Linked DNA regions of Homo sapiens: region 1 is linked to region 2. Evidence: chromatin contacts called from ENCODE Hi-C or POLR2A ChIA-PET data. All regions are on one chromosome and are shown on one strand. Each heading gives the region's core, a stretch centred on a gene start or an enhancer-like site at or near the end of the contact. The rest is flanking DNA. Distances are from core to core; before and after follow the strand shown. Region 1 holds the start of SMIM24 (small integral membrane protein 24). Region 2 holds the start of CACTIN (cactin, spliceosome C complex subunit).

Region 1 (4,780 bases), core at 2,277-4,776, 150 kb after region 2:
AATGAAGAGCCAGGCACGGTGGCGAGGACCTGTAGTTCCTGCTACTTGGGAGACTGAGGCGGGGGGATCGCTTGAGCCCAGGAGGTTGAGGGTGCAGTGAGCTATGATCGCGTCACTGCACTCCAGCACTCAGGGCGACAGAGCGAGACCCTGTCTCAAAAATAATAATAATATTAGCCAGGCATAGTGGCGGGCACCTGTAATCCCAGCTACTCCGGAGGCTGAGGTGGGAGAATCACTTGCACCCGGGAGGCAGAGGTTGCAGTGAGCTGAGATCTCGCCTTTGCACTCCAGCCTGGGTGACAAGAGTGAAACTCCGTCTCAAGAAAAATTAAATAAATAAAATAAAATAATAAGAATTAAAAAGATGAATGAATGAAGAGAGTGAGCCGGCCATGAGGAAATCTGGGCAGGGCGTTCCTGGGAGAAGGAAGCGCAGGTGCGGAGGCCCCGAGGTGGGGACGGCTGGGCAGAGTCGTGGCTGGAGCTGAGCAGGTAGGTTGCGGGTGGGCGGAAGTGATTTACAATGTGATTAACCCAGGCAGATGGTGGCCGTGGGGCAGCCGCCCAATCCTCTTAGCTCAAAGCCCCTTAATACTTCCGCTGTGTGGGTCACCTCCGGGCCTCCCCTGTGCCGGGCGGACACCATGCCGGGGCTGGCGGCCGAGGGGGAGGCCGAGGGCTGGAGCCCGTCCCCGCCGCTGTACGAGGAGTACCGGCCGCCGCCCCTGGACAGCATCCGCCTGCCCAGGTACGTGCTGTACCTGCTGCTGGCCGCGCTGGTGGTGGTGGCCGTCGCCTACGCCATCGTCGGGCACCTCATCAAAGACCTCGCCCACGACCTGGCCGGTGAGCTGCCCCCACCGAAACCCAGCTGGGGCCGATGCTGGGTCACCCTGGGTGGGTGGTCAGGGGATCCTAGTGCTTCTCCTAGCTGAGGAGGGGACAGAGGAGGGTGGCCGGGGCCGGGGAGTTGCCTCACCAGCTCCCTTGCCGCAGACTGGGCGTTTGGCCCGAAGCCAGACCAGGAGGCCGCACCCCGGGAGCTGCGCCCCAGCCTGACCGGCGAGGACTTGGAGGGGCTGGACCTGCAGCTGGCCCTGGCCTGGCAGGGCGAGGAGGACGCCGGCGGGGGTGGGGAGGGAGCCCCCTCTGAACCCCCGCCTCCCCCGGAGCCCCGCCGCCCCTCCATTGCCTTCAAGGACCCCCCATCCCGAAGCTCCTTCTGGAAGCTGATGGCAACTTGAATCCTGAATCCGGGTTCCGGACGCTTTGGCGGTCGTGTAGACAGAACTTACGCGCGCCGGAGCCCTTTCTGCAAACCCTGAGCTGCCCGGTCGCAGCGGACGGCTTTCTCCTTCCCAGCCGGCAGGTTCCGGGGGTTGGACGCTGGCGACTTTCACATACGCAGAGCCTGCCCGGCTCAGCCTCAGCCAAGCCGTCAGCAAACTGTGAATTAGAAACACTAGGGCGATTTAAAACGTTGTAATATTATCGGCCAACCTTACCGAGTGCTTAGCGTGTACCTGCTGCTGTGCAGAGCAGGCTTTTTCTATGCAGTATCTCATTTAATCCTCCGAGGTAGGACTGATCGCCCCCACTTAACAGATGGGGAAACCGAGGCACGCAGTGATGAAGTGGCTTCGCCAAGGTCTCAGAGCACAGAGTGCTTTTCTCAGAAAAAGCCCAGACAACTGACTGACTTTGGAGGGCAGGATCTCCAAGGCGGGTCCTGCCCCCACCCCCTCTGCTGGGCTCCCCTACCTCCAAATCTTCTCCAGCCCCCGCCTCGGCTGCTGGGTTTGCTTGTCTCTGGGGGGTGGTCCTGACTTCCTAATCAGATCGAGAGCTCCCAGACAGCACCAAGGCCTCCTTCTCTTCCAAGCCCTGCACAAGACGGGATACACAGTCAGAGTTTAATAGATGCCTGCCTGGCTGGTTCAAGCAGACCTGTGGCCATCCTGGGGCTGGGATGTGTGAGCCCCATCCTGCTGAGTGGCCGGTCTGCTCAGCGGTCATCCGCAGACCTCCGGAAGAGAGGAAGTGACAGCGACTCAGCAGGCGCTCCATAAACACCTGTGCGATGACGCCGGGCCTTCCTACCACTCGTCTGGGCCATGGCTGCTCCCGTGTCAGCTGGGGCGGGGTCCCCCTTCGCCCGGGCAGGGCCCACTATCTAATCAGCCGAGGGACCAAGGTTGAGGACAGGAGAGCCTGGAGCCTGAGTCATCAACGCTCCCGGGCATCCCCACGTGAGAGCGTCCCGGTTTGCAGGTGGACCACGGGCATGTGGCCTCTGCACACCTTCCCTGTCCCTGTGTGCTCCCATGGCTGCTTGTGGGTCCTCAGGGGCCAAGAGCCTGGGCGAGGCAGGATAAGCTGGGGGCGAGGCAGACCCGGCTTCAAATCCCAGGTCAGACCTGCTGCGTGACCTTGACTTTCCTGGGCACAATGAGACCGGCACCATTTCACGGGGTGTTAAGAAAAGGAAATGCGATCTGTGAAATTGCCGAGCACGGAGCCTCATGTGTACTCTGAGAGCACAAAAGGTGACTCTCAAATTTGCTTTGAGAGACAAGGTCTTGTTCTGTTGCCCAGGCTGGAGTGCGGTGGTGCATGCAGTGGTGCAGTCGTAGCTCGCTGCAGCCTCGAACTCCTGGGCTCAAGCGATCCTCTCACCTCAGTCTCTTTGAGTAGCTGAGACTACAGGTGCAGGCCACCATGCTCAGCTAAGTTTTACATTTTTTATTTTAGAGACGGGAGGAGGTTGGTCTGGAACTCCTGGCCTCAAGCGATTCTCCCGCCTTAGCCTCCCAGAGTGCTGGGATTACAGGCGTGAGACACTGTACCCAGCCTTGGTAACTCTTTGTATTTCTAATTTTTTTTATTTCCTTTGAGACAGGGTCTTCCTCTGTCACCCAGGCTGGAGTGCGGTGGTGCGGCCATAACTGGCTGCAGCCTCAAACTCCTGGGCTCAAGTGATCCTCCCACTTCAGCACACCCTAGTAGCTGGGCCTGCAGGTGCCCGCCGCGCCTGGCTAATTTTTCTATTTTTGTAGAGGTAGGGCTTGACTAAGTTGCCCAGGTTAGGCTCAAGGATCTGCCCGCGTTGGCCTCTCAATGTAGTGGGATTACAGGTGTGAGGCACTGGGTGGGCGCACCCTTCTTAAGATATTCCAGTTGTATTTGTGAGTTCCCCCTGTGTCCAGAGTGGCACGGGGCCTGGGCCGGGACGGGAGGTCGCAGCCATCTCAGCTCAGCCCCTGCAGCAGGGATCACAAAGGGGTGGCCCTGAGGCTGATGGTCCCCAGGGCAGGGTGCAGGGAGGAGGGACTCCCTCAGTTAATTGTTACACAGGTCCAGAGTCTGGCCTCCCGGAGGGAGAGCGATGGGGCAGGAGCTGGCAGGGGAGGGGCAGGATGCCCAATCAGGTGGTGCCAGGGGCGGGCCCCGCTCCCAGGTCTCAGGCATCCCCCGCCCGGGGACCGCCTGTGCCTTATCACGGGGAGGCAGGGCCTCGCCCACACCAAACCTGTGGACGCCGACCCGGGACCGCCGCTGGCTGGCTGCTGGCTCACTCGACCGTCATGGAGACCCTGGGGGCCCTTCTGGTGCTGGAGTTTCTGCTCCTCTCCCCGGTGGAGGCCCAGCAGGGTAGGTGCAGGGGGGCGGGAGGGGGCGTCGCGGGATAGGGGAGTTGGTCAGGTGATCACCATCTCCCAATTTTCCATGGCGAGAAAAAGGAGAGGGGGCAGGAAGAAAAGGAAGAGTGGCTTGGAGGCCCTTCTCAACCCCCGCAGTACCGCCCGGCCTCCCTCTCGCTGGGCTCTGCCCTCCTCTGTAAGGGACCCCCCACCGCCCACCCGAGCCTTTCCCCTCTCCAGCCCTTCTGAGCACACCTGGCTGAACCCCCCGCCTTGAGCTCGGCCCCACTCTGAGCTCGGGCCTCCTTTACAAGCCCCTCCCCATCTGAGTCCCCGCCTCTTTTGTGAACCGCTCCTTCTCACTCCTCCTCCTTTATAAACCCCTCCCCGAGCCCCTCCTCCTCTGTAAGCCCCTCCCCTCTGGGCTCCTCCTTCTTTATAAGCCCCTCCCCCTGAGCCTCTGCCTCCTCTATAAGCCCCTCTCCCTCTGAGCCCCCTAGTTCACAAGCCTCTCCCCATCCGAGCCCCTTCCTCCTTTGTAAGCACCTCCTTCTCACTCTCCCTCCTTTATAAACCCCTCCCCGAGTCCCTCCTCCTCTGTAAGCCCCTCCCCTCTGAGCTCCTCCTTCTTTATAAGCCCCTCCCCCTGAGCCTCTGCCTCCTCTACAAGCCCCTCCCACTCTGAGCCCCCTAGTTCACAAGCCCCTCCCCATCTGAGCCTCTTCCTCCTCTGTAAGCCCCTCCTTCTCACTCATCCTTTATAGACCCCTCCCTGAGCCCCTCGTCTGTTGTAAGCCCCTCCCCTCTGAGCTCCTCCTTCTTTATAAGCCCCTCCTCCTGAGCCTCTGCCGCCTTTATAAGCCCCTCCCACTCTGAGACCCTCTCCCCTTATAAGCACCTCCCCTCTGAGCTCCTCCTTTATAAGCCCCTCCCTCTAAGCCTCTGCCTCCTTTTATAAGCTCCCCCCAACAGCTCCTCTGTTGTAAGCCCCAACCCCCCAGACTCTTCTTTATAAGCCCTCCCCATCTGAGCCACCTCCTCCTTCATAAGCCCCTCCCCTGAGCTTGTTCTCCTTTATAAACCCCACCCCTGAGCCACTCCTTTGTCATAAGCCCCGCCCTTCTGAGGTCCGCCTT
Region 2 (4,899 bases), core at 726-3,225:
TAGAGGTGGGGTTTCACCATGTTGACAAGGCTGGTCTCGAACTCCTGAACTCAGGTGATCCACCCACCTTGGCCTCTCAAAGTGCTGGGATTACAGGACTGAGCCACCGCGCCCGGCCCATGCAAGTGATCTCTTAATGTGCTGCAAGGATGCATCTGAATTTTGGGAAGCACAGGGTCAGGCCTTCGCTTTGTTTTGGGCCATCCCATCAGCATGACAACCCACATCTCAGGACCGGCAAGGTCATCATCTAGAGCGGCAGGAGATGGTCTCTTCTTCCTCTGTAAGGTTCCATCCTTGCCTTAACACCAAGCAAAGCATACAAAGCCAGCGTTTACGGGGATGTTATGAAGTTGTATTCCAAGATAAACGTTTTATTTATTTATTTATTTATTTATTTATTTATTTGAGACGGGGACTTGCTCTGTCGCCCAGGTTGGAGTGCAATGATGCGATCTCAACTCACAGGAACCTCTGCCTCCTGGGTTCAAGCGATTCTTCTGCCTCAGCCTCCCGAGTAGCTGGAATTACAAGCATGCCACCATGCCCAGCTAATTTTTGTATTTTTAGTAGAGACGGGGTTTCGCCATGTTGGACAGGCTGGTCTCGAACTCCTGACCTCAAGATCCACCTGCCACGGCCTCCCAAAGTGTTGGGATTACAGGCATGAGCCACTGCACCCCACTCAAGATAAACATTTTAATTTTCTTTTTTTTTTTGAGACGGAGTCTTGCTCTATCGCCGAGGCCATAGCGCAGTGGCACGATCTCGGCTCACTGCGACCTCCGCCTCCCAGGTTCAAGCAATTCTCCCTGCCTCAACCTCCCAAGTAGCTGGGATCACAGGTGCATGCCACCACACCCGGCTAATTTTTGTATTATTTAGTAGAGATAGGGTTTCACCATATTGGCCAGGCTGGTCTTGAACTCCCGACCTCAGGTGATCCGCCCGCCTCGGCCTCTCAAAGTGCTGGGGTTACAGGCGTGAGCCACCGTGCCCGGCCAAGATAAATATTTTAAAAGTTAGCTTAAATTACTATCATCCTCCATAAACAGGCCTTCCCAGCCCCGAGTGGTTAGAACTGCACGGGGTGGTGGTAGCAGCCACCATGGGCTAGGGGAGCTCAGGATGGGACATCAGCGTCTTCTAGGTCTCTGGCCTCCAGCCTTGCCCCTGAAGTCCGTCCTCCCACGCCAAACTTGTTTCAACAGCAAGTCCCCCAAACCCTGCTCACAACCCTCCCACGGGTCCCCAGCACCCACACCACAAAGCTGGGCAGCCTGGGTTGAGAAGGCAAGTGTTAAGAGTGACTTTCCCTCTCTGAGCCTCAGTTTCCCCGTCTCTAAAATGGGTTGATGGGGGAATACAGGGAGTTATCAAAGTTTTTGTTTTTTTTTAAAGCTTAACTCCCAAAATACATAGGTGTTCATTGGCAGGTGGTGGAGCATAACGATGACTCTCATAAGAAGGCTTTTCAGTTTCTGTCCCCGCGCCCGCCCTCTGCCCTCTGGAGCTGCCTGGCACCTAACACCTTCCCGGTTCCTCGCCTTTCGGGGACCTCGCTCCCCGGACACGCCTCTCCTCGGCCACGCCCCTGGCCACGCCAATGAAGCGCTACTTCCGACCTAGACCCGCTTCTTATTGGTCTCGCCTCGGCAGGCCCCTCCCTGCACAAGGTTCCTAGTTTGCCCTTGCCCCGCCCACAGTTTCTCAGGCCCCCTGAGGCGTGGGGACCCGCCTAGGGCTGCCTCCAGCACTGCCTGAAAGGAGACTCCGCCACCCTGGAGGCAACAATCCCACTGGAGTCAATCACGCGGTCCACATTTGCAGACGTAGTGGAAAGTCTGGGGTGTCGGAGTCCTTGCGGGCTGGGGCGACGGGATGGGTTGCTCTTTCCCGGCTCAGGCGCAAACGGGGCAGCCTGGAGAGCGCCGTGGGCGAGGAAGGCCCCCAGCGCAGGCTTCGGCTATTGGTGTTGGTGCCGCGGCCACTGGCCCAGCCGATGGGTCGGGACACACGCTCGCGCTCGCGGTCCGCGGGTCGCCGGGGCCGAAGGCGGCAGAGTCAGAGCGGGAGCCGAAGTCGGAGCAGGAGCCATGGGCGGCGAAACCGACGGCGCCGGGAGGACGAGGGACGGCGCAGACGGAGGCGGCGGAGCCGGGAGCGCAGGTGGGGTCGCTGCGGGAGCAGCGCTGGGGATCCGGCTCCTACCTCAGGAGCGCCCGACCGAGGGTTGGAGATCCCGGGGAACCGGGAAACCCCCGACTTACTCGGGGAGGGCTTCCTAGAGAAGGGGACAATTGACCACCGGTTGGAATTAACCTGGCAGCGGAAGGAAGGCGAGAGGCGTTCCAGGCAGGGGACCGGGCGGTTGGAGGGACAGCCCGGAGCCGGGTGAGCGAGGCGGCGGGGAGGTAACGAGAGATCAGATCATATCATATCGAGCCCTGTGTGCTCAGCACATTAGATCTTGGCTATTAGTCGGAGGGAAATGGAGAGTCTTGAGAGGAGTTTGGGTAGGGGAGTGACGTGGACTGACTTAACTCTGCATACTTTCTGGCTTTGAGGTGGAGAAGGGATGGAGCGGGGTAGGCAGGAGCGGCATCAGAGTAGGACGGCACAATTGTCCAGACAGTAGATGATGGCAGTCTCGATGGGAGGGAGGCTGTAGTCAACCACAGCGGGCAAAGTGCGTAGATTTCAGAGGGATTCTGGAAGTAGAGGAGACAACATTTGCTAATGGAGGTGGGCTGTGGGAGGGAAAAAGACTCGGTGTCAGCTGGCAGGACTCACAGCTGATTCCTAGTGCCTGAATCTCAGCTTCCCCATGGTCCTTTTCTTCTGGAGATGGGGCACTTGGTCGGATTTGCCTTGAGCCGGCTCCAGTACAGAGAAACCAAAATGGGGACAGGGACTGATTCCCAGACCGGGGCCCCAGTGCTGGCTCAGCCCCTTCGTGGCTGACACTCAGGCCAGTCTTGCCCCGCTCTGGGCCAAGTTCACTCATCGGTTGTTGGTTTTTTTGTTTGTTTGTTTTTGAGACGGAGTCTTGCTCTGTCGCCCAGGCTGGGGTGCAGTGGCACGATCTCGGCTGTTACCTCTGCCTCCTGGGTTCAAGCGATTCTTCAGCCTCAGCCTCCCCGGTAGCTGGGGTTACAGGTGCTTGTTGCCACACCCAGCTAATTTTTGAATTTTTTCGTAGAGCTGGGATTTCTCCATATTGGCCAGGCAGGTCTTGAACTCCTGGCCTCAAGTGATCTGCCCGCCTCGGCCTCCCAAAGTGCTGGGATTACAGGCGTGAGCCACCGCGCCTGCCCATAAGTCTTGTTAATGTCATCTTTGTGTTTTTTCGCCTACCATTTTCTGGTATTGGAATTATTCACAATAATTTGCCACTCTAGATATGTAATTAGAATTAATGTTCACGAAAATTCAGTTGAACTTGTGGCCAATATTTAAGGGCTCTGCAATGATTGGTTTCAACATAGTTTAGATTTTTTTGACATGAGCTTAATGGGTAGAGCATTTAACAAAATATTTGGCAGTTCTCTGTGTACAAAGACCCCTAAACGTGACTGAGCGCAGTGGCTCACATCTGTAATCCCAACACTTTGGGAGGCTGAGACAGGAGGCTTGCCTGAGCCCAGGAGTTCAAGACCAGCCTGGGCAACATAGCAAGACCCCTCTGTACAAAAAAATGTAAAGAGTTACCTGGGCGTGGTGGTGTGTGCCTGTAGTCCCCGCTACTCAGGAGGCTGAGGCGAGAGGATGGCTTGAGCCCAGGAGGTCAAGGCTGCAGTGAGCTCTGATCATGCACTCCAGCCTGTGTGACAGAGGGAGACTCTGTCTCTAATAAATAAAAATATAGACCTTGTCTCTAGTAGACTCTGTGTCTAGTAGACCTTGTCTCTAATAAATAAAATTAAAGGCCCCTGAACCACCCCTGAGGTTGTGCATCTTCCATTCCCTGCGCTCTACTCTGTTAACTCCTGTCCATCCTGTGGGACTAGTTCAAATACCACTTCCATCTAGGAAGCCCTCCCTTGACAGCCTAAATGTGTTCGGGTCCCCTGGTTCGTACCCTTATAATTCCTGCGCCACCAGCCCCAGCCACCTCCCTGCCCGCGCCTCCTCCCTCTCCCCCACACTCTGTCTCAGCCATACAGCCTCCTTGTTGTTCTTAGAATGTGGCAGGTCAGTGCCTGCCTCTAGGCCCTCGCTCTTGCTCTGCCTCGAGCACTCTCCCTCCGAATCCACCCATCGCTGCCTCCCCACTCCCTCCAGACCTTGGCTCAGTGTCAGCTCCTGAGAGAGCCCCTCTCTGACCTCGGCCCTGCAGCCCCAGCCCCTGTGCTCGGCATTGCTACTCTTTGTGGCTTCTGCCTCTGCCTAGTGTTGCGTGGTGTGTTTATTTGTTGATGTCTTCCTTGTTGGGGCCCACCAGAGGGTGAGCCCAGGAAGGCAGAAGCCATCGGTATTTGGGTCACTGCTGTGTCCCCAGAACCTAGAACAGTGCCTGCTCCCCCACGGGCACCCAGTAAGCATCTGTGGAGCAGATGACAGCTGCAGGCACTGAGCAGGCATCCATGGTCCTCTCCGCAGGTCAGATTCAGAGGAAGAGCGGTGGCAGCGCTCAGGGATGCGAAGCCGGAGCCCCCCGCGGCCCAAGTGGCACTCAAGAGATGGGTCCTCTCAGTCGGACTCAGGAGAGGAGCAGTCACGGGGCCAGTGGGCTCGCCGGCGACGGCGCGCACGCTCGTGGTCTCCTAGCTCCTCAGCATCCAGCTCCGCGTCTCCAGGGCGATCCCAGAGCCCCCGGGCGGCCGCGGCTGCCCTGAGCCAGCAGCAGAGCCTGCAGGAGCGGCTGCGGCTGCGGGAGGAGCGGAAGCAGCAGGAGGA

What was found. A loop is a pair of places that touch in the nucleus more often than their neighbours do. ChIA-PET counts read pairs that join two places held with the same protein, here RNA polymerase II (POLR2A). Pooled maps may share reads with other maps.
Region 1: a loop to region 2 is called in a map with no recorded cell type, with 19 times the contacts of the local background. The contact joins the promoter of SMIM24 here to the promoter of CACTIN in region 2. A Hi-C loop is called at or near these places in 1 of 168 maps with a recorded cell type or tissue (posterior vena cava), 1 of 37 single-sample maps with no recorded cell type and 2 of 50 pooled maps. POLR2A ChIA-PET finds 5 or more read pairs at or near these places in 4 of 52 experiments (GM10248, K562, OCI-LY7 and 1 more).

Annotation. Positions count from the first base shown.
Region 1 is chr19:3,479,271-3,484,050 of GRCh38, reverse strand. It overlaps SMIM24 (small integral membrane protein 24), which reads left to right and starts at 3,526. Exons shown (of 4, transcript NM_001136503.2): 1 at 3,526-3,654. The coding sequence starts at 3,588. It overlaps SMIM44 (small integral membrane protein 44), which reads left to right and starts at 610. Exons shown (of 2, transcript NM_001395954.1): 1 at 610-849; 2 at 1,000-1,941. The coding sequence starts at 648. The coding sequence ends at 1,247. LOC105372246 (a long non-coding RNA gene) reads right to left here and starts at 1,073. Exons shown (of 5, transcript XR_936264.2): 1 at 765-1,073. RefSeq lists an enhancer at 294-832.
Region 2 is chr19:3,623,866-3,628,764 of GRCh38, reverse strand. CACTIN (cactin, spliceosome C complex subunit) reads left to right here and starts at 1,975. Exons shown (of 10, transcript NM_001080543.2): 1 at 1,975-2,169; 2 at 4,603-4,899. The coding sequence starts at 2,003. RefSeq lists enhancers at 1,642-2,011, 1,901-2,462, 2,463-3,024, 3,025-3,586, 3,813-4,312 and 1 more.